3 separate regions of the Mus musculus genome follow, and regions 1 and 2 are each linked to region 3. Evidence: chromatin loops called from intact Hi-C (ENCODE). Cell type or tissue: gastrocnemius. All regions are shown on one strand.

Evidence for each region. Peaks named below come from ENCODE experiments on the same cell type or tissue, not always from the same donor. Only the 100,000 strongest peaks of a DNase experiment are listed, where the experiment ranks them.
Region 1: it touches region 3 in a loop (7-fold over the local background); 13 of 42 quality-filtered maps call a loop at or near these places.
Region 2: it touches region 3 in a loop (2.0-fold over the local background); 5 of 42 quality-filtered maps call a loop at or near these places.

What each region holds. Positions count from the first base shown.
Region 1 is chr8:122,227,363-122,235,362 of GRCm38, reverse strand. Zfp469 (zinc finger protein 469) reads right to left here and starts at 5,089. Exons shown (of 3, transcript NM_001362883.1): 1 at 4,952-5,089. In gastrocnemius, CTCF peaks have their summits at 1,057 and 4,461; DNase peaks (open chromatin) are centred at 3,990, 4,500, 5,036, 5,351 and 1 more place; H3K4me3 peaks cover 1,986 bases; H3K27ac peaks cover 5,609 bases.
Region 2 is chr8:122,324,487-122,332,486 of GRCm38, reverse strand. It overlaps Zfpm1 (zinc finger protein, multitype 1), which reads right to left. Exons shown (of 10, transcript NM_009569.4): 5 at 298-397. Among named protein-coding and RNA genes, the nearest start is that of Gm46056, 16 kb to the left of the region's middle. RefSeq lists an enhancer at 2,526-2,816. In gastrocnemius, no CTCF peak of the experiment used is centred here; DNase peaks (open chromatin) are centred at 1,160 and 3,233; H3K27ac peaks cover 1,105 bases.
Region 3 is chr8:122,159,073-122,167,072 of GRCm38, reverse strand. It overlaps a transcript of Zfp469 not described here. Among named protein-coding and RNA genes, the nearest start is that of Gm39268, 13 kb to the right of the region's middle. In gastrocnemius, a CTCF peak has its summit at 3,851 (motif pointing left); DNase peaks (open chromatin) are centred at 2,599 and 3,858.

The DNA of each region.
Region 1 (8,000 bases), 68 kb before region 3:
CCAGTGTGAGGTAAGAACGTACGTGGAGACGCTAGCATCTCAGGAGGGATAGGATGGAGTATCTTGCAGGACAGAATCGTCCCCTAGACATGGCTCAGGGTCCTAACCACAACTCTCTTTGCCTTGATGATTCTGTCTGCGGCTGAGCGGGAATCTGGCCCCTGAACGATGCATTACCCACTAGAGTCCATGGCTCTCAACCTCAGAAAGGGATACACGGCTCCTACGGCTCACTGACCTGTGGAGATGTGACATGGCCCAAGGCATGGTGGCAAACAAGATCGGGTGGCTCTTCGGGCTCAGCACCTCTGCTGGGAATTACCAGAGAGAAATGAAGACATATGCCCACAGAAACACCTGGACATATATGTCTATAGTAGCAGGATGCATAACGACCACATATCACTGCAGTGACAGGCATACAGAGCCCTTGGGGGGGGGGTTGGGGAGGACACTGTCCAGCCAGCCAGAGGCGAAAGCTCTGACCAAGGCAGCTGCTCAAGCCCTGAATGCATGACATCCAGTGAGAGAAGCCAGACACAGAAAGCCACAGAGCATGAGCATATGCACATGAAATGTCCAGAATAAGCAAATCCATAGAGGTAGAGATAGAGGAGATTAGAGGATGCTGGGAAGAGGTGGGGGAGGTGGTGGAATGTTCTAGAATGAGATTGTGAGTGCACAGCTCTGTGAGCGTACTAAACCCCATAGGACTTTTACACTTTGAAAGGGTGCTGTGTGGTGGGTGCTGTGTGGTGGGTGCTGTGTGGTAAGTGGTAGGTGGGGGAGGCGAGGCCTTTGCCTTGTAGGCTGCACTGGATGGTGATGGTGCCCACCGCAGCTAGCACCCAGCCTCAGCCAAAAGACTTGTTTCTTCAAGGACCAGACCAGCAGCCTGGCTCCTGGACTGGCCAGCCATGGAGTCAGCATTCCATGCTCCCGCTCCTGTGGTGCCCAGTGGCCACATCCAGGTCCTGCAGAGCCTTGGCCTGTTTACACACGGCCAAGGCCGCATTGGCCCGGTGAACCCCAAGGAATGTGGAAAATGCCGCTCAGGGGCGCTCCTAACGGTCACATTCTGCAGTGCCCCAGCCGGCTGGGGCCCCTGACTGCTGCTCATGAATGTTGACTCTGTTAGGTGGCTGGCTGAGATGCCAGCCCCGGAGCAGCCAAACACAGGACAGACGCTGTGAGAGACAGCCAGGGGACGGAATGTCCCCCATTCTGCCACTGGCACCAGCACCAGCAGGAGGAGCCAGGATGGGAGGGGAAGCTTCCTCAGCCTGTCTCCTGGGCATAGTCTCCAGCGACTCACATGTGTGGCCATTCACAGTGGCACTCACCTGTCTTTGCTCTCTAAGCCTGTTCAGTAACACTACACCCTAGGTCGGGGACAGGGTAGGCAGAGAGGCCTCCCATTCTTGGCCACTTTTATACAGACTGTGGCTCCATGTCTGTCCTGGTCTTACACACTGCAAAGGCCAGGACAGAATGAAGTTAGGCCTGAGGCTAATAAATAGGTCCCAAGCTAATAAATATTCTTTTTATCCACGGGGCTCACCCCTCTCATCTGGAAGGAGCAGAACTGAGTGGAGATGGGGTGTGCAGGTCAGAATCACTTAGAGAAAAAGAGAAGTTGGATCCCAGCTCCCAGAAGGCAGTGGGCCCTTTACATGCTGAGTGATGGAAGAGACTGTGTGTGTGTGTGTGTGTGTGTGTGTGTTGGGGGAAGGGTAGGATAGCAGAGTGTTGGGTGCATGGCAGTGTCCTCAGACAAGCCTCTCTGTAGCCTCTCCATGCTCATAAGCAGAACTTAGCTTGGGCGTTGCCTCTCTAGAGTAGGCTCCACTTAGCCAACAGTGTAATTCCCAGAGACCACTTCAATCCTGCCAGGCTGGACACGGAAATATATGGTTTAAAGACATGTCACAGTCCCTGCTCCACTCTGCCAGGCACACTTGCTCCAGTCTGAACTCAATACACGCTTCTGCAGCAACAGCAGCAGCAGCATGCATGCGTGCATGCGTGCACATGTGTTCGAGGAGCAGCGATCAGTGCTGAGGAACAACTGGTGGCAGGAACCTCACTGCTGAGCTCAGCCAGGCCAGGCACCTCTGCGTGGGTCCCTGCAGCCTTAGGACCTGTTTTGCACCATGTCCCATACCATGGATGAGCACTAAACACCTGAGAAGGGATCCCAAGCCAGACATGACAGACTTGCCGGACATGACAGATGCCTTGGCTCTTTGTGTCTCTGGGGAGGGAGGTCATTCCCTAGTGTGCACAGTGGGTTAGGCTGAGTGCAGTCCTTGGGAACAGAAATAGCAGCTCGCATACGGCATAGACATCATGGCGCTAAAGCGGAGGCTCTGATACAGATGATGAGATGCCCTGGGGTTTGTGGCTTCTTGGTGAGCAAAGTACGCTAGCGCAGCAAAGAACCACTACTCACCCGTACTGACCGGATTTCTACCACTGGAAATGGTGGGATGCTGGCAGACTTCATGACAGGTCTGCAGGATAACACTGACAGCTTCTACTGCCCTGGCCCCAGCCTCAGCCCCAGCCTCAGCCCCAGGGTGAATGGCAAGCACAAACAAAAAGAGAGAGGCCAAAGAAACCTTTCCAGGTCGTGAGGGAGCCATGTCACCTCAATACAAAGCCCAGAGCCCACTTGGAGCCTTCCTCCCGCCATGCTTGGGTCAGAGCACTATGGGTCAGCTCCACAGAGAACGGGGCTGAGGGTGTCAGTCAGAGGTGCTGGGTGCAGAATGTTATTTGGAGATGGGCTGGGCCATATTGTAGCTGCTGTTCCTTTTAGAGAGGGGACACGGCTTCACCTGCTCTGGTGATGGCCATCGAGGACAGGGACAGAATGGGAGGTGTCCCAAGAGGGAAGGGAACTGAGTGTCCCAGGTAGGTGTGGGAGGAAGGGGCTGTGTTAAAGGCCCTCTCACCCTTCATTGTTCACGCACGAGTTCCAGGAGGAAATGGGGTGAGGCCAATGGAGGGCTGATGAGGAAAACAAGAAGCAGATGCAGTCCAGTACCTGGCCACCTGCTTCCATCGGCTGGAGCCCAGGACCAGCCAGGTTTAGTGACTTGCCCAAGGCCATGCTACCTGCCACACTTGCCCCTGGCCTGGGTATACCTGTGCAAGTATGCCCCTCCTCCACACCGTTGCAGCTCTAGAGGAGAAAGCAGACCCAGAAATGGAATTCTTCCCAAGATGGATTGGGGGTTGGCCCAGAAGCCCAGGCTGCACATAAGTTTCAGTGTGTGGCCTGGCCTCTGCTTCCAGGCCATGTCAGTACTTAGCAAGGGCACGCAGAGAAAGACCCAGGGCTTGCTTCCCAAAGCAGGTGGCAGGACACTTCCTGGCTTGCAATGCCAAGTTGTAAAAGGTACATGCTCCAAAGACTTGGTGGGGAGTGACATACCACTAACTTCTCCAAGGCAACTGTGGCAACTCCAGGCTTACTGTGTCGCCTGTCACTCCAGGTGATTGACAGCTAGGGGCTTGGGCTGAAACGGATCCTCCAGTAGCGGCAGGACAGAAGGCTCAGGCTGCTGTGAAGGAGTGAGAGGCCATCGCTGGGGGCATACAAGCAGCCACTGACCTGGGTCGGTGGAGGGTGGGGTCTTGTGGAGACTAAATCACTGACACTGTAAGCTCATGACTTCAGAGCTCTCTTTGGCTCTCCCACGGCCTCTACAATGCCCTGGGATACTGACAGCCTGGAGTCCACTTGCTTTGTCTCACCTTATCTCCCAGACTGAAGAAACCCTGTGCCGTCCTCTGCTGCCTTCTCCCATTCACAATAAGGAAGACACACTCTGTTGGCTCTGCCCAGTTGTTTGGGACCTGCCAGGCCAAGCTTATGGCAAAAGGGACCTGCCAGGCAAGCTTATGCCATCCTGAAGGGACTGCTGGCCAGCTGCTGCTCTCCCCGACTGGCCCCGTCAATATGCCCAAGCATTTTGCCCGCTTGTCTGTTATTTTCCGGACTTGGGTGTTGGCTGAGTAAAGACGGTTGGGACAGTGCAGGACACAGAGGCCTCGACACACCTTTGTCCCTCTAACAGGGGGAACTGGACCAGAGTCAACTGGCAGTGTGGCTCTGGACTGTCAGCACCTCTGCTGCTTTCCAGCTGTGCAACACAGGCCACTCTGACCCTCTTCATCTAGAGCACGGGGTTCCACCCATTTCACTAGGAAGATTAAATGCAGTAGTAACACGTGGCACAGTCCCCACACAGCCGGCTCAGAGGAGCCCGAAGAAAAGCCATCAACTGTCTCAGCTGGAGCCCGAGCCCCACTCAGCAGCCCGGCTGTTCCGCTTTCCTGTCTGCTATGCACATCCCTGCTTCTACCCTGGGGTCTCGGGTGCAGGACAGGGTCCAGGCCGCCACTGGAAGTCCGATTGAATCCCGCTACGATACCCTCCCCTTCCCACCATCGCCACGAGGGGCGCAGTGTCTCCGCGGTCGGCTTAGCTTAACTCCGTGGACTCCTCCAGCGGAGCTGCCCCAAAGCACAGGGTGGGTGGGGGCGCGATGGGCCTCCTGGCGGAAGCAAGAGCGTGGTGACCCTCAAGTCCGCTAGCCGGACCCCATCCCGCCCGCGGAATCAGACCTTAGGGGGTCCCGAGCGGGCGGCGGTGGAGTAGCATACGAACGGTTCCAAGTCGCAATGAATGAGTTACCGCTTCACCTCCCGCAGCCCCGTGGCTCCGACTCCCCTGGGCTCTGGTGATGCTTGCTCTGTGCTTCGCAACTCGCGGGCGACATCCCCAACAGCTCTCTCAGGGGCTGGGCCAGGCAGCCCCGAGTTCGGTACTCGGCGCCTGCAGCTCGTCTCACCGTGTGTCGGAACCCGAGGCCAGCCGTGCGCCTGGAGGGCAGCGCGGTGACCGCACCCGTCCCTGATCACCCCAGCGACGCGCACTCACCTCCGCCCCGGCCGCGCGTAGCTCCAGTTCCCGGGACGCGCGGGGCGCCCGCGCCCGGACCGCGTAGCCCCAGCGCTCATCCCCGCCCGCAGCGCCCCGGCCGCCCGCCCGCCCGTCCGCCGGGCACCGAGCCGCCGCGCTGCGCCTGGGGCGGGGTGCGAGCAGAGGGCCGCCTCCCGGGCCGGTCCGCGGGCAGCGCTCGCGCGGAGGCCGGACGCACAGCAGCGCCCCGGCTTGGGTTACACGCTTGCGCCCCCCCCCCCCCCCGCCCCGCCCCGGCTATTTTTAGCACGGCTTTTCCTAGGTGTTGGTTTCATGTGATCCACCTAGCCACGCCGGCCTGGTGGGAAACTCTCTCCCCGGTCACCAACCCTCTCCCCCCACAACACGCTCCTTGGCCAGTTCTACAGCTGGCACGCCGCTGGGCGGAAAGCCTGGCTTCAGCGCAACTTCGGAAACGGCTGCCACCATTCCACCGTGTGGCTTCCAGTCGCAGCTCTATCCATCCTTCGCTCCTCCCAGTCCCTGGGCCACCAAAAGCAACTAAACCTCTTCCTCTGGCTTCTGTCCCGGAAGGTTAGGGCCCGGGCCATAGCTGACACCTGTTTAGGGGAAAATTCAGGTTAAGCCTCCCCCTACCCCCCAGTACATAAGTCTGACACTCTAAGGTGCTGCGGCCTGGAGTAGATGTCCAGCGGGCTTCTGTCATAACACAGAGCTCGAAGTCATCAACCTTGGTGGCTTCCTACTGGGCCATCATCCAGCCTGGGGATGAGCACACTGGAACGTAGTGGGGACCGAAGGAGCTATTTAGGTCTCTAGAGACGGAGGGGCACCTTTAAGATCATCTGACAAAATGCCACATCTAACATGAACCCAAGCTTCACAGATCAGGAATCTGCCAGAGGCCACACAGCTGGAAGAGCTTATGTTAAGATGTTCAGCTCAGCATGAGGGTTCAATGCCCCAGCATTGAGTAAAAAGGCAAGGTGTGGCGTGTATTTGAACCCAGTGCTGGGGAAGCAAGAGCCAGGCAGATCCCTGGGGCTAGCTGGCCAGGCAGCTTAATTTACTCGGTGAGCTCCAGGGTAACCTGTCTCCATAACAAAGCGGACAGCACCTGAAGCCGACCTCTGGTCTCCACGCACACACGTACACGATGTGAGCTCACAGCCCCAGGTCCTGAGAGAGAGAAGATCACTGACTCCACTTTAGATGAACTGGATCACTGACCATTGATCTGTGGGCTTCTCAACAGGCGGGGGTACTTCACGGAAAGAGACCCTGTCAGAAAGAGCCCTTCCACAGCTCCCACCCCCAGTAGGTCTAGCTGCCACTCAGAAGTTCCAGTTTCACTCCTGGGAACACCTTTATCATGCAAAGCAAGGCTGGGCGCAGGCTTCCAGGATGCTTCCTGGGAAACTCCTGGCCTTGGGCAGGTCCCAAGGCCTATGCTGAACCACTCACTTGTGAATGGCCCTGAGCTGCAGTGTGCTGCAGGGCAAAGCTGATCTTCCTGGGACTGTGCAGTGTGGCATGTGACAGTGAGTGAGCCCGAAGGGGATGCAAATGTGAATAGAATCTGGGTTGAGAGGCCCCCACCCTGCCCTGCACCCCAGCTCTGGAATTCTGATCACATTTCCGCAGTATCATTCTGGGCCTGTGGACCCAGGATCTCTTGCTCCTCAGAAAACATCCAGGAAGGGTCTGAGAAACTAACTGTGAGTGGAGGAATACCCCAGCTACCAGGCTTCCCAGTCCCTACTGCTGGGGTCCCACCCACCCGGGAGACCTTGGAAGACATATCTGTTTTAACTTTAAGGAAGGCCAAGATTTCAAAATATACCAGTGTGTTTATGTATGTATGTATGTATGTATGTATATATGTATGTGCTTGGGGCATGTGCATCTGCGAACACATATACATGCATATGTGTGCACATAAACATATATGTGTGCATGCATGTAGTATTTGGACACATGTTTCTCTAGCTGTGTGCCTCTGGACACTGCCCAGGCTACAGACACAATAACCGAGGTCACTGGTGCCCCCACCTGCTGCTACAGCCTTAACAGTGGACAGGCCCTGTAATTCTCGAGTCAGGTGGGTGTGAGGCCTACAGCCCTGTCCTACTGCTCAGGAGGCCATAGCAAGGCAGGTCTCCTCTGCTTGGCAAGCTGCTGCCCCTTTTCCAGGCTCTGGTGCTGTCTTCAGTCCTCTGACTGGAAAGCCTGCATCCTCTCCCATGGCTACCCGTGACTGATCAGTGATGTTGAGGCACAGGTGGGGCCGTAGTAACACTGTGAAGCCTCGGTGTGCACAGGATGGCAGGGTCAAGGTCTCCTCTCACTCTAGACATCAGTCACATGAGCATGAGAATGCTGTTATGAGACTTTTCTGAGTGACAGGGTCCTTCCTCAAGGATGCCTTGGACTTATGTCCGGCAGCCTCATCTTCTCCTCTCGGTCCTGAACAAGAGCCAGAGCTCCTGACAGAATGACCTCTTTGTCCTGGGAGGAGCTGCTAACACACACACACACACACACACACACACACACACCTGGGGCCAGAGAAGAGGCTCCTGAGGGAACCTCTCTGCTCCTGCCTTTCACCCCCCCCCCCCCCGCATGAACTTTTGGGGAAGGGATGGGAGTTCTGAGCCCTCATTCTCTAGGGAAATCGTGGCCCAGCCAGAGATGCTAACTTGATTTATCCAGCCACAAGGAGAGAGTCCAGGTCTCTGGCCCTGACCAAGCCCCTAGTCAACCCAGCACACAAGGCCAGCGCTGGCTACCTCTGGCAGAGGCTTCTTGGCTCTGGGGTGGCCAGGGAGCCAGCAGTGCTCCTGAGTCATCGCTCTAACTTCTGCCCGATGCAGAAACAAACCACACCACCAGCACAGAGCAGGGTGGGAGGAGCAGAAGTCTCTGGTGGATTGCAGGACCACACTGTCACACTCCAGCAAGTTTGACCCTGGCTACCTCAGCCGGTGGCCACAAGCCATCCATCCATCCATATACATGCATGTGCGTGCACACACACACACTT
Region 2 (8,000 bases), 170 kb before region 3:
TGTTCAGTGGCTGTGGAGGGCCCAGGGTGGTCCCTCTAGCTCTTGTGTTCAGGGGCTGGCTGTAGAGGGCCCAGGGTGGTCCCTCTAGCTCTTGTGTCAGTGGTTATGATTCGCATGGGATTGCAGCTCCAAAGGTTGTCCATCATCCTCTCAGATGGGGTTCAGGGTGCTCTCTCAGGCAGTTTGATTGTTACCCAGATAAGCTGGTGTCCCTTTAAGAGCTGGACCAGTCAGAACCAAGTGACCCTGCCTTCTGAAAGACCTTAGCGGGGAGGGAGGCAGGCATGAGATACAGACCCTTCCTGTAGATCTCTGAGTTGGCGGCTTCTTCAGTTAGGACCTGGGGCAGCATCCTTAGCCAGCAGCTCTCATCCACCATCAGGGTCACAGCTGGGCCCTAGAGAAGAGTGGAGATGGGAAAGGCTCAGTCTATATAGGATGCCGAGTGGGGGGCTTTGCTCTGTTGTGTAGTGGTGGTCAGCAGCCTGGTAGCTCATAGCAGTAGGACTTGTGTAGTTCAAACACTATGATAACTGGAGGCATGGCAGGGAGCTGTGCATTCCCAGGCTATGCATTGGTCTCTGTTGGGAACAAAGGTCTAGAGCTGTCAAGCACTGAATCTATAGAGCCTGCTGATGTGTGTTCTCTTTCTGTGACAGCAGAGCTGCTGGCACCAAGGGTATGGCCCATACCACGCAACTGCTAGATTCCTGCAAGGAACTGAGAAAGGGAGGGAGGGAGGGAGAGAGGGAGAGAGGGAGGGAGAGAGGGAGAGAGGGAGAGAGGGAGAGCACGAGCCCATGTCTCTGTACAGTAGAGCTTTCCTTTCTGGTGCAGGGTGGAACTTTTGGCCCTGTCCGTTCATTGAGAGCACTGTCCTTCTCCTGAGATTGGCTGCCCCAACCCAAGACAGCTGTGTTGCCAGGGAGCGAGGGGTAGTGGGTAGCTGAGGCTCTGTGCCCTCTTCCCCATCATATGGGCCAGGGAACTGAGACAGAATAAAGGGGAGGGGGTTGGGGTTAGAAGTTCCAGCCTAGGGCTGTGCCACACACTTCCTCTGCAGCTCCATCTGAACCTGGAAGGGAAGAGCTCTGGGCTCAGCCCCCCAGGGCCACCAAAGCTGCTTGCTTCCTGCCCCCTGCACCCTGGCTCTCAGCCCAGCAGCAGAGGAAGTAAGTGTACGTGGCCATGTCTCTGTGCAGCCCAGGCTGGAAGGCTGGGCTGGGATTTGGTCTCCGGTGGAGGATGAGACACAGCCAGTGGAAGGCAGGGACAGCAGAGGCCCAGTCCTGTCTATCCTTGGAGGGTGGGGTGGGTGACTGCTGCCACTTGGGCACCTCCCTGTTCGCTGAGCTTACTTAGCCCCTGGACTAAGCCACTCGGGCACTATGTGTAAAGGCAGAGCAGGCCTGTGTATCATCCTGTCGGCCATTCGCTGTTTGATTCAAATAAATGCCTTTCACTCAGAAACCTGCACCCCAGGAACTCTTAACCCAAAGCTTAGAGCCCCTGCTCACTCCCGGCTCCTAAGAACCGCTGCGGTGGTCATGGCAATGAGCTCACTGGGTAAGGAAGATGACCAACAGGCTGGAACAGGAGGAGAAACAGGCTGCTGACTGTAAGGGGAACTGCCAGGACAGTGCTTGGCACTCCTGGGTCCCCTTGTGTGTGATGCCCACATAGGCTCTGGGGCCAAACGTCAGGGTTCAGGTCTGACCTTTCTCCTGTGACCCCTGTGGACCAACTCTTTACAGATCGCATTCACATGGCATATACAGAGCCAACAAGATAAGGCCTACTAGCTGGGAACTCCCAGTGACCCATGAGGTCATGACAGCCCAGCCCGGTGGCTTCCACGTCACCTGCCTGCTGCCACGTGGCTTGCCATGGAGCAGGGAGTGGAGATAAGCTGGTTCTGAAGGGGAGCCCTGGAGTCCTAGCAGGTAACACCTGCACCTCTGGCTTCAGTTTCCTGTATGCCAGCACGGTGAGGCCCACATGACAAAGTTGCTGTCAGGATAGGGGAAGGAATCCCCTTCCTTGTCCTGCCACCATCTCAGGGCGGTGGGAGAGCTGGGGGCTAGGGAGGCTGTGCCCTTCTCTGTGGGCCTTTCTGCCCTGGGCACAGATGAATGTGAGGATACAGGAAGCCCTAGAGCTGTGTATACTGGCCACGGCTGCTTACTTATGCTCTGCTTGAAGGATAACATGAACAGTAAGGCATCTCTGGACCTAGGTATTGCCTTGCACCCTGGACCTTGCTGGCAGTTGCCACACGTCCACTGAGGGAGTGCATTCTACCCAAGAGCCTGCTTCAGATCGGCTGGCTTCCGTCAGGAGGTGGCTCCCAGGGATGCAGGGGGTAGGTGAGCTTTCAAGGTCACAGTTGGATAGCACAGAGTAAGCAGCAGACGGGTGTGGGCAGCCACACAGGGGGCCTCTGACTCTCACAGGCTAGCTGTTCCTGGCCCCAGCAGATGGCTGTCAGTGAGGTGGCTGGGTCTGGCCCTCCCTGCCTCAGCCTTCCACTACTCTAATGAATATTAATGAGCGGAGGAGGGTGAGAAAATTAATCTGCCTGATCCTCTGATGGGTGCTGTGGTAACGATATGAAATCTAATTATTCGTCCCAATATTTCTAAACCCTCAAACTGAGACTGACAGCCTCGCGGTCGGTTTAACGCTTATCGCTCTCCGGAGCAGCGTGTTCACCGCATGATAAAAACACGAGCGCGCACACGCACGCCACTTTGCTGACGCTGCACAAGCTGCTCTTTCTGTGGCAGTCCCAGTGCATGGAACACCATACCGCACCCCCTTGCAGCACTGTGGCATGGGGTGCATGCAACCTTGGGGAGCAGTGCTAGGAGGGAGCAGTGGTTGCTGTCCAGCACATCAAGTCCCCAGGGAAATGGGCCATGAGTTCCTGGCTGCCCCAAAACAGAGGTCCTGCGCCTCCATGCAGGTCCCTTCTCTGTTTCCGTGTGTGTGTGTGTGTGTGTGTGTGTGTGTGTGTGTGTGTGTGTGTGTGTGTGTGAATGTCATTGCCCTGCATCAGGATAGGTTGGGGCTTGGGACAGGGCTTTGTGGTCACTCTTCTCCCTGTCTGGGTCTCTCAGGTAGGCCTCGGAGGAGGAGTTCAGCTCCCGGCCCCCGGCTCCTCTGTTCAGGTGTGTCTAGGTCAGAGAAGAGCCCTGGCATCTGTCCCACTCGCTGCCCCTCCAGCCATCATTTGTCTCTCCCTCCTGGCTCCAACTCTCCCTCCCCCCAGCCCTGGATGACATCAGCCACTTTAAATTCTCCTGTGGATCTGAGCCTGCTCCTGTTCCCCCAACAAAGAGGTCAGTGTCCGACTCTGCGGGCTGATAACCATCAGAAACCATCAGAAACCATCTCTGAGACGACTTTATCTGCGGCTGTTCCCAAATCTTGCTGCTCATAAAGCCGTTTTCAGGGAAGGTGAGCCCTCTCAGGTGGGCAGCTTGCTCCAAAAATGGTATCCCACACTGCTGCCTGGGCTTCAGGTCCCCATATGCTGGGGACTAGTGCTGGGGCCTGTGGTCACAGGGTGACTCTAATTAGGCCCTCTCTCCTGCTGATCCACCCTCCTTCCACAGTGATAACAGCCTATGGCTCCTCTCTTTTCCCCAGATGCCCATCGCCCACTTCATAGGTGTAGGGTTGAGGCTCACCGAGAATACACGCTGTGTACACAGGATTAGAACCAAAGTCTAAGAAGCTCTGCCCACCCCACTGTCACTGCTCATCCATGTACTCGCCCCTCAGTCCCTGAAGGCCAGCTCTGTGCCAAGGGCTAGAGACACAGTACATAGTAAAGGGGAAGGAGCAGGGCCTTTGAAGGGCCAGGGACAACAGGGGACAAGGGACCAGCAAGAGTGAGCTTGGGTTCATGTTAACTGCATTTCGTGTTGGGAGGAGAGCAAGGACGATGCTGGCCATCTCAGGCAGAGAAATGAGGGCAGAGATCACCTGCGGGGAGAGTCACAGGCGCATGGCTCATGCCATCCCTGCCAGCCATCCCTCTGTGTAGGGTGGGCCCTGCTGCTCACCTCCTGGCCCCAGCCTTTTACCTCAGGGTGGCTTTGGGGCCCAAAGATGGAGCTAGCTGCAGGCAGGTCTGAGGCCATAGCTGCTGCAGCTCAGGAGCAGATGGAGGAGCCTGAGGAGGGGTGGGAGCCTAGGATATTTTTTAAGCTTCTCCCTTAGCTGACGGGGAAACCAAAGATGGAGAAGAAGGGGGCTCAGGCCCCCACAAAGCCAAGAGCAAACCTAGACTGGGCCTGGTGACTGAGCCAAATGACACTCCTGACTGTCCCAGTCTCTATGGACTGGGCAGAATGGTGGCTTCACAGATGTCACCAGAATTGTGAGAGTGATCTTATTTAGAGAAAGGGTCTTTGCATATTTCATATGAAAATATGAAATCACCTGGAACAGGGTAGCCCAAATAACAAATGACATAAAAAAGAGAAGGTACAAGGGGAGATGGAGCCACATGAAGACCAAGAGTCCTGGGGCCACCAGACGCCTCAGGCAGCTCTGCCTCAAAGAGCACAGGACCTACTCTGCCCCTTAGGATAGTGGCCTCTGTCTTCAGCTATGACAGAGTGTACAGGGTGTGGCACTCGGGGTACATCTATGCCTGCTGTCAGGTTACAGCAGACAGCCACTTTCCAGCTGAGGTTTCTCAGGCTGGGCTGCTGTCTCTTTAAGGCGGGGCTTGGAATGCTTCCCCAGGCCAGTGAAGCAGGGCTCAAACTATATTTCACATCTGGGTAGAACAGCAGTGGGCACAGCTGGGCTGCATGCCCTGGAGAGGAGATGCCTTTCCTGGGTACCCTCCCTCCCTTGTTACACAAAGATGGGGATGGAAACCAAACTTCCCCAGCACTCCCTCAAGTCCCAGTAAGGTGAGTTTGGGCTAGCCTAGGCTCCCTCACTCCATCCCCAGATGAGAGGACCTCAGGCCATTAGGGACTGACCTAAAGGCTGGTCCACATGAAGTCACGCAGTCTGGGCCCACTTCAGCCTTTCTAGCATCTTTTCTTTTTCTTTTTTCTTTTCTTTTCTTTTCTTTTTTTTTTTTTTCTTTTGGTTTTTCGAGCCAGGGTTTCTTTGTGTAGCCCTGGCTGTCCTGGAACTCACGCTGTAGACCAGGCTGGCCTTGAACTCAGAAATTTGCCTGCCTCTGCCTCCCAAGTGCCGGGATTAAAGGTGTGCACCACCACGCCCGGTTCCTAGCATCTTTTCTTAATGCATCTGCCACCCCGCTCAGCAGTCACGGACCCTCCCCTGGCCTCACTGATGCTATGGTGGCCCCTGGCCAAAGTAAGCAAGCTGAGCAGGCAGACCAACATAGGCAGGCTGGGGTGAAGGGCTGTGCACTCACATCCACCTATGCATCCCTCCACGACCACACTTCTGTATCTGCTCATCGACTCTTCCACCCATCCATTCATCCACTCACCCCCCCACCCTCTATCTGATCACCTGTCCATCCACACATGTGCCCATTTATGAATACACATGTACACATTCACTTATCTACCAACCCACCCGCTATTCATTTATCCACCTACCTAAAATCTACTCATCTTTCTATCCATCTGTATACCATGTATACATCCCATACCTACTCACCCACCCACCCACTCACCCACTTTAACATCCTTGACTCCCTCTCATCATTATCCACTGTGAGCTGTGACCCTAAGGAGGCTTTTCAACTGCCCTCTTACAGGCATGCAAACCATAGCGAGCGATAAAGACAGGACTACCAAATCCACTCAGGGCTGTGTGACTCAGTTTCCTTCCTGGATACTAACCCTGGACATCTGGTGTGGGTGGGAGTGTTAGGGGGCATTTCCCTTCCAATTTGTCCCCATGGTGAGCAGCCCCCAGCCTAAGAGAAGCCCGGGAAACAGGCCCCATATCTACATGCGCCCCCTCCTTCTTCTCTAAGGGGAGAGGAGGAACTGCCTGGTGGCTGATAGGGCCATGGGGCAGGAGGCGACTTCTTCCTTAGGCTGCAGGGAGAACTGGGACCCATCAGCCGAACTTGATAAGAGCCCGCTGAATGTTAGCAAAAATATTTAGACAATAAACGAAGTATCGCAAAGGCGCCCATATCTTTCAGAAATCAATCATCTGTAGCGTGTGTCTGGACGCTTGGCGCCAAAGCGGAGATAGTGCCTTGCTGGGGAGATAAGGGTTAATCAAGGATTTAATTCTGTGAGATAGAGGGGAGAGGGGAGAGAGGGAGGAGCTTCCTCCCCGTCTGAGAGCCTCAGAGGCAGGGGCTGCACTGCTTTGGCGGCGTCTTACACCTTAGTGAGGATTCTCCTTCCTGCCTTCCCAGGCTGAGCCGCCTGGGACAAAATCCAGGAGCTGAGGTAGCAAGGCCTGGGGCTCCTGTGGACAGGGGGGGGGCTTGCAGATGGCGGGAGAAGTGTTTGAGCGGAGCTGGGGCTGCATCTTCCTTAGGTCTCTGGAGCCCAGTGACTTGGGCCAGAGCCTCAGAGTCCTAGCTTTGTCATCTATAAAATGGGGACTTTGCAGGCTAGCGAGATGGTTCAGTGGGTAAAGAGGTTGTGGTGCTAAGCCTGGCAATATGAGTTCAATCCCTAGGATTCATAAGGTAGAAAGAGCAAAGCAACTCCTCTGAGCTGTCCTCTGAGATCTACATGTGTGTGTGGGCATGTGTGGATGGACAGACAGATGGAGAGGGAGGGAAGGAGGGAGGGAGGAGGAGAGAGAGAGAGAGAGAGAGAGAGGGAGGGAGGGAGAGAGAATATGAATGAGAATGAATTTAAAAACTTAGAGACAGCAGCCTGCCTCCTAGGACTGGAAGAGACAGACACAGGGCATACCAGGACCTGGTTCCCAGGCCTGGGCAGACCTGCCTTTGCTCCTTTTGCCACATGTGGGTTTTCCTGACTGAAGTCTGGAGACAGGGGCTCCAGGTTCATGCTTGCATACTGACTGACCAGTGGCAACGGTCTCCAAGTCTCTTGCTGTCCACAGCCCACATGACACACCCACCCGGCACAGCCACTTTGAAAGCCCTGGCTTCCTTCCTACAGGACCTTAACTAGCTGTTCTATGACATTCCTCCCTGGACCTTGGGCCCCTCTCCATTCTCAGGCTCTACCAAGTATGTACAGGGTCAAGCACCACTCCAGATCTCTCCCTCTTAATTCATGATGCTGCCAGCAGGCAAGGGGATCAACTCCCACCTCACAGTACAGCCTGGCTCTACATTCTCTTTATAGGCCTAGGCCTAAAGCAAGCCTCTGTGTTCCATGTGACCTGCCTGGGACCCCAAGGACTGAGGAAAGAGTGGCCCTGAGCAGGAAGGATCTGCCTGGGATATAGCAAGCAGAAACCCCAAGGTGGACATGTTTGGTCTGAGCTAGCTCCTGCTCTTACTGGACAGTCTGGGACAAGTTACCTCTCCTGGTGGCTGGAAGACTGTATGGCCAGGCCACAGGCCTCAGTCGGTGGTGTGTTTGGACCCAGTGAGCACAGATTCTGACTCACCACAAAGGGTTTTGAGTGGTGGTGGTCTACTGCTCCCTACCTGCCTGTCTGTGGACTGCATCAGTCTGTGCTTCTGAGATATTTCTGAAGGTGAGTCTGCGAGTGTGAATGTGTGTGCAGCATCCTGGCCTCTGGGTGCTAGGGAAGTCTCAGCCTTCCCAACAAGGGCCCTCAGAAGGCAGCCATGTGCCCTCAGACCAAGGAGCCCAGAAGCATGTGACACTGGCCAGCCAGTGAATATCTGTGATCAGTCCACACTCTAAATCAGGAAACAGGGCCTACCCGACAGTATCTGGCAGGGAGACATTTCATCCTAGGATTGACAGGACTAGCCAGGAAGCCTAGGGCTGGCCCTGGCCTTTGCCATCATAGGCTGTGGACATTGTACAAACCTCTCCAATCCCTGCTCATTTGCTGCCTACATGGCTGCCCTATGTTTG
Region 3 (8,000 bases):
CATCACCACCATCACCATCATCACCATCATCACCAACACATCTATCACCATCATCATGGTTATAATCACTTGCCACCACCTTAATTACTATCACTATCACTGTTATAGATACCACCATCACCGCTGTGACCACGATCCTCTTCTTCACGACATCACTACAGAATCACAAAGAACACTGGGCTGGTGGACTTTCCCTGAAATGGCTGACTGATCCTGGTGCCTGGGGTGCTTTTGCTGTGATTGGCCTCTCCCTTTGTAAACTCTAAGTCATTGTCCTTCACGCATGTGTGTCACCTCCATCTGCGAATGCTCCTTTCCGCACGGCATTTATCGTAGTGCGTGCACGAACTCCAGCGTGGATGGGAAGAGATCATGTTCCAGCCAAGACAGACAGAGTGATCAAATCCACGGGGAGCTAAACCTCACAGTAGAGAAGCCGACTGTAACAGAACCAACACTCAGGGAGCCACAGGCGGCCTCATCACACGGACCTCCTGCTCTCCTCCCTCCACCCAGGAGGCCACCAAGGATCCACACACAGATGTACCTGCGACAAAGGAAAAGGAAATCACAGGATGTGGCAGGCCTCAAAACACAGCGACCTTGGCATCATAAAGTCATTTTGATGGTGGCCGCCTTAGTGCAGGGACAGGGAGTTCCTGTGCAGAGGCCTCTAAAGGCACACACACACACACACACACACACACACACACACACACACACCAACATCCAGGACAAGGACATCACAGGCTGTAATGGCTATTCCTGGTTGTCAACTTGACTATATTTGGAATGAACTACAATCCAGAATTGGAAGGCTCACCAGTGACCCTAATCTGGAGGCTGGGAGAGAGAAGTTTCTGATCTGGATCTTGGTATAGAGATCTTGAGGCATAGTGGCCATGGATTTCAGAAGATTAAGACAGGGAGATCTCCGAGTTCAAGGTCATCTGGGATTAAAGGTATGGTGGAATACACCTTTAATCTGGGCTACACCTTCTGCTGGAGACAATATAAGGACATTGGAAGAAGGGAGTCTCACTCTCACTCCTTCGCCTGCTTGCCGTGTGGGACTGAGTAACTGCTAGATCCTTGGACTTCCATTCACAGCTACTACTGAACCATTGTTGGGAATTGGACTGCAGACTGTAAGTCATCAATAAATTCCTTTACTATATAGAGACTATCCATAAGTTCTGTGACTCTAGAGAACCCTGATTAATACAAAGGCCGAGGAGCCAGGCTGTGCACAGTGACACTGAGGAACAGGAAGTACGAGCGTAGCGGAGCTGAGAGGGTTCCCATCACAAGCTATATAGAATGGTTTGAGAGATGTCGACTTACAACAGCAGCAAAGGAGCCAACTTTAAGAACAAATATCAAGCTGGGCAGTGGTGGCACATGCCTTTAATCCCAGCACTTGGGAGGCAGAGGCATGTGGATTTCTGAGTTTGAGGCCAGCCTGGTCTACAGAGTGAGTTCCAGGACAAACAAATACCATTTTGATACCACTAGATAGAAAAAGAAAACAGAGACACCAATGACAGACAACTATAACACCTGAAGCCACAGGTGCCGTGGCTTCTGTGGGCACACACAGAGCACTGTTCCCCACGCCCACAGCAGTCATGCATACATAGGCCTCAGAAAAACCTCTGTACACTTACACAGAGCCTCGGGGTCTTCACTAGAGACTCCTGTGACCCAGGATGAGAGACTGTGAGCAGAAAGCATGGCAGGGCACACTGCCACCCAGCAGGACGGACAGACTGCCCTTGGGTCTTAGACAACATCCCAGACGCATTATAGAGACGGGAACATGGGGGGTAAAGTCAGTTGCCTCCCTGGTGACGTCATCGATAAAGTGTAAACACAGAGGAAACGTGCTTAGGCTATGAAAGAAAACAGAATGCCTGCGAGCACAGGGTACCGGCGGCCTCAGGGAAAGCAGTGGGCCTCACTGCTGGGTTCTGTCCTTAAGCCTCATGGCCATGCGGGTATCTCTGGCTCCATTTGAACACACTGTATATTCCGTAGTGTGAACGGGTTAAAAAATAAACCACAACAAGAAAACCAAGAGGCACCCTGGAGGGCAACAAAGCCAGCGCCTCCCCTTAATTGCCATGGCTCTTGTCCTTCCCCAGAGCTTCACCTCCAGGAGCCATGGACCCCTGGAAAGCAACGTTGCAGGTGCAGAGACCAAAAGAGGGGTGCCACTCAAAGAACATGAGGCGGGAGCAGGTGGGGCGTGGACAGGAGCCAGGCCCAGGTAGCTTGTGTGTTACTGACCACGTGCAGAGGTGGGAATGCAGGTCAGACCGCAGGGCTCTGGGCCTGGGCAGCACCTGCCATCTGTCCCCACACAGATCTGAGGTCACACAGACACCTCCACTCACATGTTCAGCCACTCACCTGTGCCTCTCTTGAGCCGGCCCGACTGAGTGGCGGCCTCTTGGCACAGACAACCCGATTTGATGGGTCCCTTACTTCCCTTTCATACCTGTCTGACAGAGCCCTGGCACACGCCCAGGCCAGGTGAAGGGCTGGGAGGAGAAGACAGGACATGTCCTCTCTTGATGGCAGACGTCTCAGATCTGGGGCCAGAGGACAGCCCAGCACTGGCTCCCGCACACAGACAGCAGGCTACCCATGTCTAACTCTCCCACAAGAGGGAGGGGGTAGGCAGGAGAGGAACAGGCAGTGAGCACATGGCCGCAGCAGGTGCAGAGAGCCCTGAGGGCACCTGGGTATTGAGGCTCTAACACAGACATCGATCTGCAAGCAGATATCCTTGTGGAACTACGATGAGCAACCCTGCCACTCCATCCTGAGGGCATCAAGCCATAAAGAACTCTGTGGGGCTTTGTAGGCAAGACCCTGGGGGGAACTTGTCAGAACAGGATGGGACGCACTATCTCCAGGGGCCAATGCATGGACCTCCAAGGAGAGATGCCACTGTGTGGGATGGCTGAAGACCAGTTGTGACTTTGTCCAGTGGGATAAGAACACTTCCTACATGACCCTGGGGTCCCTGTGGCTTGTGAAATGGACCCCTTGATGCACGAGAAGGTACACAGCTTTCTGATCACAGGCCACACCACATGTCCCCAGAGCTCGTATATGGATGGTGGTGCCTGCGCCCTCAGGGTGAGGTGGGAGAGAGAAGGGAAAGGGAATCTTGAAGGTATTGTTTGATTTCTCAGCACCTAAGGTCTGTCTGGGTCACTAAGTCAGGTGAGTTGGCAGGCGCTCCTTCACAGCCAGATGCCATTTGGTGGGGCTCATAGCCACCAGAAGGAACCCTATGAGTTTCGAGGCAGAAGTTCTGGGCTCTGGACCAAGTTGTTTGGTTCTGGTAGCATTGCAGCCGGAATCTGGATTGTTCACACCAAGGTAATGACCAGAGATCTCCCCTCCTAACCCTGTGAGTACCTGGTTAACGTGACGGTGTCCTGGCTTCATACAAACATCTATCTGCTCTTTGGATTTGGGGGAAGACAAACCAAAGTAAAGGAGACGGGCAGAAAAGGTAACTAGGTCTGGGGCATGCTGCTCAGAAATGAAGGGTGCCACAGAAGACGTCAGCTGCCTCGAGGCTCCCCCACCCCACCCCAACTCCTGTCCTTCCCTCAATTTTCACACCCGGTTTCAACGTGATCAGAAAAGATGGTCCTCTCTGTCACTACTTCCTTGCAGGTGACTGAGCCCCAGGGGATGTACTTCATCCCAGAAGGACTGGAAGCACACTGCAGCGAAAGCTCCCTGCAACCCCTAGAGGTGTCCAAGGTTGCCAGAGAGACGGTCAACTACCTGGTTCCCAGATACAGGCACTCCCCAGGCCCCGACACTGCCCTCTGGTGGCACAGCCCTGCCTCACAGTCCAGAGGGAGGAGAGCCACAAGGCCTGCTTGCAGTCGGTGGCCTGAGTGGTGAGGCCGGAGGGGACAATGGTTAAACCAAGTGATCTTGGTTAGCATCACTTGGTCAGGCTGAGGAGGGAGGGGTGCTGCTGCTGCCGCTGCCCGCCCCCCTGCAGGGGATGGTTATTGCAAGGCCTACAAAGAACTGCTATACAGCGGGATCCATCCGGAGACTGCACTGCATGGTCGAAGTCCCTGAGATGAAGCATCACATCTGTGTGTCTCTGTGACCTGAGCAGAGAGCCCGACCCCACCCTGTCCCCTGGAAGAGAGAATTCCAGCTGCCCCTGGTCTCCTGGGGGCAGAGCCAGCCCTCAAGAGGGTTCCAGACTCACCCTCCCTGTTGGGTTCAGAGCCTGGCCTGGGAACTCTGAGCAAGCTCAGCAAACCAAGGGGGAACCCCCTTCCCTCCAAGCAGGAGCACATACCATTCACAATCAGCCAAAGACATCTGAGCCATCTCTGGAAGCAAGCCTTCTTCCATAAGAACTCAGAGTCCAGAGTCTCCACTCCTTCTGCACCCCTACCATCAGGCTCTTTCTGCTCCCCCCTCTTACAGACTCAAGTTTCATCTTGGAGTTCTAGGCCCTTAGCCTCATCCACTCCACCATGCCGGAGAGGCCCAGAAAATCACCTGGCAGGTACCACAGGCCACTGAAATTGTTCTCCAGTTATCTGACCAGGAGAACATCCTAACAGAAGATGCAGGCGCATGGTAAACCCCAGGGCCACCCCCACTAGTCTCATGACCACACACAGTAGCTCCGCCCCCTCCTTTGACAGGCAGCTACCTCTCCATCCTGCCATCTCTCCATCATCTTTGACTGTCATCGCCTCAGAGTGAATGGCAGATGTTACTTGTGCCACCTGCAGCCTCTGGCGTGAGTGACATTGATTGAAGCTCAGCCTGTGCTGTCTTCTAGGTCATTTACCGGAGAACTTTGTCAGGGCCCTGAATAGATGAATTCTACAGCAGTAGCCCCAGGTGACTTCGACACTCCCAAGGGAGAAGGTTCTTGGTACCCTTTCCAGAAAACCTCCCCACACTGAGTTGCTCTAATGAATAAAAAACAACAACTAAACCAAATAGTTTGCATAGCAATGCCCTGAGCCTTTGGGGGACATCTAGGCTGACAAATGTCAGGACTCTGTGACAGTTGGTCAGCTGATGGGTCTCCATTGTCCCTATACCGTTAGGTGATCACCAAGGTGTTTGGGACAGAGCATGTCCTCTCAGAGAGTTGGAAGCTGTCAGGACAGCCGTGCTCCCAGGGCAGCCATGCTCCCAGGACAGCCTCCCTTCTTAGGCCTCCCTTAAAAATGTGCCTAGAAGGTTCTTTTGAAAGGGTGTTTTATAGATGTGGCACATGACACACAGCCCACGGAGAAGCTGCAGACGCTACTGAGGCTAGTGACGGGGAAAGCCCAGGATGGCCAGACCCGTTCTCAGGTTCCTGATGCAGCTCTGTCTCATGGCAGCGACTGGATCCTGCAGGCCACAGTCACAGCTCAAAAAGCTGCTTTGAGTCCCACCTGAACTCTTGGTATCACCACCGTGTGGAGGAGTGTGCAGGTACCTTGCCCAATAGCAATGGTCCCCTCCTCTTACAGATGTTTGCCTCTGGGCACATCAGTCCCAGAGGCCCCAGTGACATTTAAAGAGTGACCCCCTTCCATAATAAACTAGGACACACCATGAAAGCTCTTCTCTACAGCCTACTGGGATCAAAACTGGCTTCTGCACAAAACTAACCAGTAGACAGACATCAGTCAGCCTCACACTGACTGCCCAGGCACCGGCTCCAGCATGGAGCGAGCCAAGCACCAGCGAACACTCAGGATGAATTCAGGTACTAATGCCACCCTGGTAGTGACAGAAGCCACTGTGACGGTGTGGCAAAATCCAAGACAGATCATGAGCAAAACGAGCAGGAGCCGAAGTCAAATCAACACCATGGAGAAAAGAAGGCTGCTCTTACCTGTGGATCCTTGGTCCCTTCTGATTCGTTCCCTCCGGCGAAGAGCAGGCCCGCCTGCAGGGCTCGGGTGCACGGCTCTCAGCGAAGACTCTGTCAATCACACACAAACATTAAAGCCATGTGAGTATTGCTTGTCCCCCAAAACACAACTCAGTGTAGACCCCACCCACGGCATGAAGTATGGGGCTTTGGAGGTCTCTCTTTGGAGGGAGGCCGTGCTCTGGGTTACCGGTGTAAAGGACTCTAGCTCCACCCCACTCCTCCAGGAACACCTCCCACAGCACCCCCCACCCCTGTCACATATCGAGTGTGGGTGAGATGCCCCATGTTCTCAGGATCATGTTCATAGCTTGTGCATCTCCCCTGGATACGTTAAGGATACAGACTCCACGGCAGCTGGTGCACTCTCTGTGTGCTAAGCGTTTTGGTTGCTGCACAGAGTCCCAGAGTGGTCGCCCACTGTCTGTTCTGGGCTTCCTGGGGGTGAGGTGCATAGGGAGGGACCAGGATATCGAGGCCCAGGTGGTCTCACTTCTAAGCATTTCCAAGGGAGGCCCCTTGATTTTCGAGAGTCTGTTTTACTTCCTCTGGTCTCCATTTTCTAGGATTCTGGAGGTCACCCTCCAGCCTGAGCCAGCAGGGATGATCTGAGATCCTTGCCCTCCCTGCCTTCTGGTCCTTTGTTTGGGTTCTCTGCCCTTTGCCTGCAACTTCTTCAGCCTTCTCTCCATGCGACCAGATGTAGAAAGAAGCCAGTCCCTGCCAGGACACTTCCCTCCCCACCAGGGTCCTGGGAGTCATTTGGGGAAGTGAAGAAGTAAAGACTCATGACACATGTCTTTATTTGTATATGGCGTAAGGGTGAACTGATTTGGAGACCAGAGTTCCAGGCTCCAGCCCCACCAGCCGACTGGCATGTCTGTCAGTGCCTCTCCACGGCCCTCTAGAAGGGAGGAAAGAGACTGTGCCTTCTTCAGCCTTGTCGAGATATAGGACACAATCCCTGGACCTTAAAGCTTCCAGTGTTGCCTCCTGTCTTAGTCAGGGTTTCTATTCCTGCACAAACATCATGACCAAGAAGCAAGTTGGGGAGGAAAGGGTTTATTTGGCTTACACTTCCATACTGCTGTTCATCACCAAGGAAGTCAGGACTGAAACTCAAGCAGGTCAGAAAGCAGGAGCCGATGCAGAGGCCATGGAGGGATGTTCTTTACTGGCTTGCCTCCCCTGGCTTGCTCAGCCTGCTCTCTTATAGAACCCAAGACTACCAGCCCAGAGATGGTCCCACCCACAAGGGGCCTTTCCCCCTTGATCACTAATTGAGAAAATGCCTTAGAGTTGGATCTCATGGAGGCATTTCCTCAACTGAAGCTCCTTTCTCTGTGATAACCCCAGCTGTGTCAAGTTGACACAAAACTAGCCAGTACAATTGACCCCTTGTCAACTTGACACACAAACACATCACTAGTAAGCCTCAACCCTTACATTCTTATTCATCCCCAAGATCTAAATAACTTTAAAAGTCCCACAGTCTTTACATATTCTTAAAATTTCAATCTCTTTAAAATATTCATCTCTTTTAAAATCCAAAGTCTTTTTACAATTAAAAGTCTCTTAACCGTGGGCTCCACTAAAACAGTTTCTTCCTTCAAGAGGGAAAATATCAGGGCACAGCCACAATCAAAAGCAAAAGTCAATCTCCAACCGTCCAATGTCTGGGATCCAACTTACAATCTTCTGGGCTCCTCCAAGGGCTTGGGTCACTTCTCCAGCCAGGCCCTTTGTAGCACACGCTTCATCCTCTAGGCTCCAGATGCCTGTACTCCACTGCTGCTGCTGCTCTTGGTGGTCATCTCATGGTACTGGCATCTCCAAAACACTGCATGACCCCTTCAGTCCTGGGCCATCAATTGCAACTGAGGCTGCACTTTCACCAATGGCCTTCCATGGCCTCTCACAGTGCCAAGCCTCAGCTGCTCTGCTCAACTCCTTCATGCCTTCAAAACCAGTACCACCTGGGTGACCCTTACACATTACCAAGTCCAGCCACAGCACAAGGTACAACTTTGGCTATATCTGGAACACAGCCACTGTGCTCTCA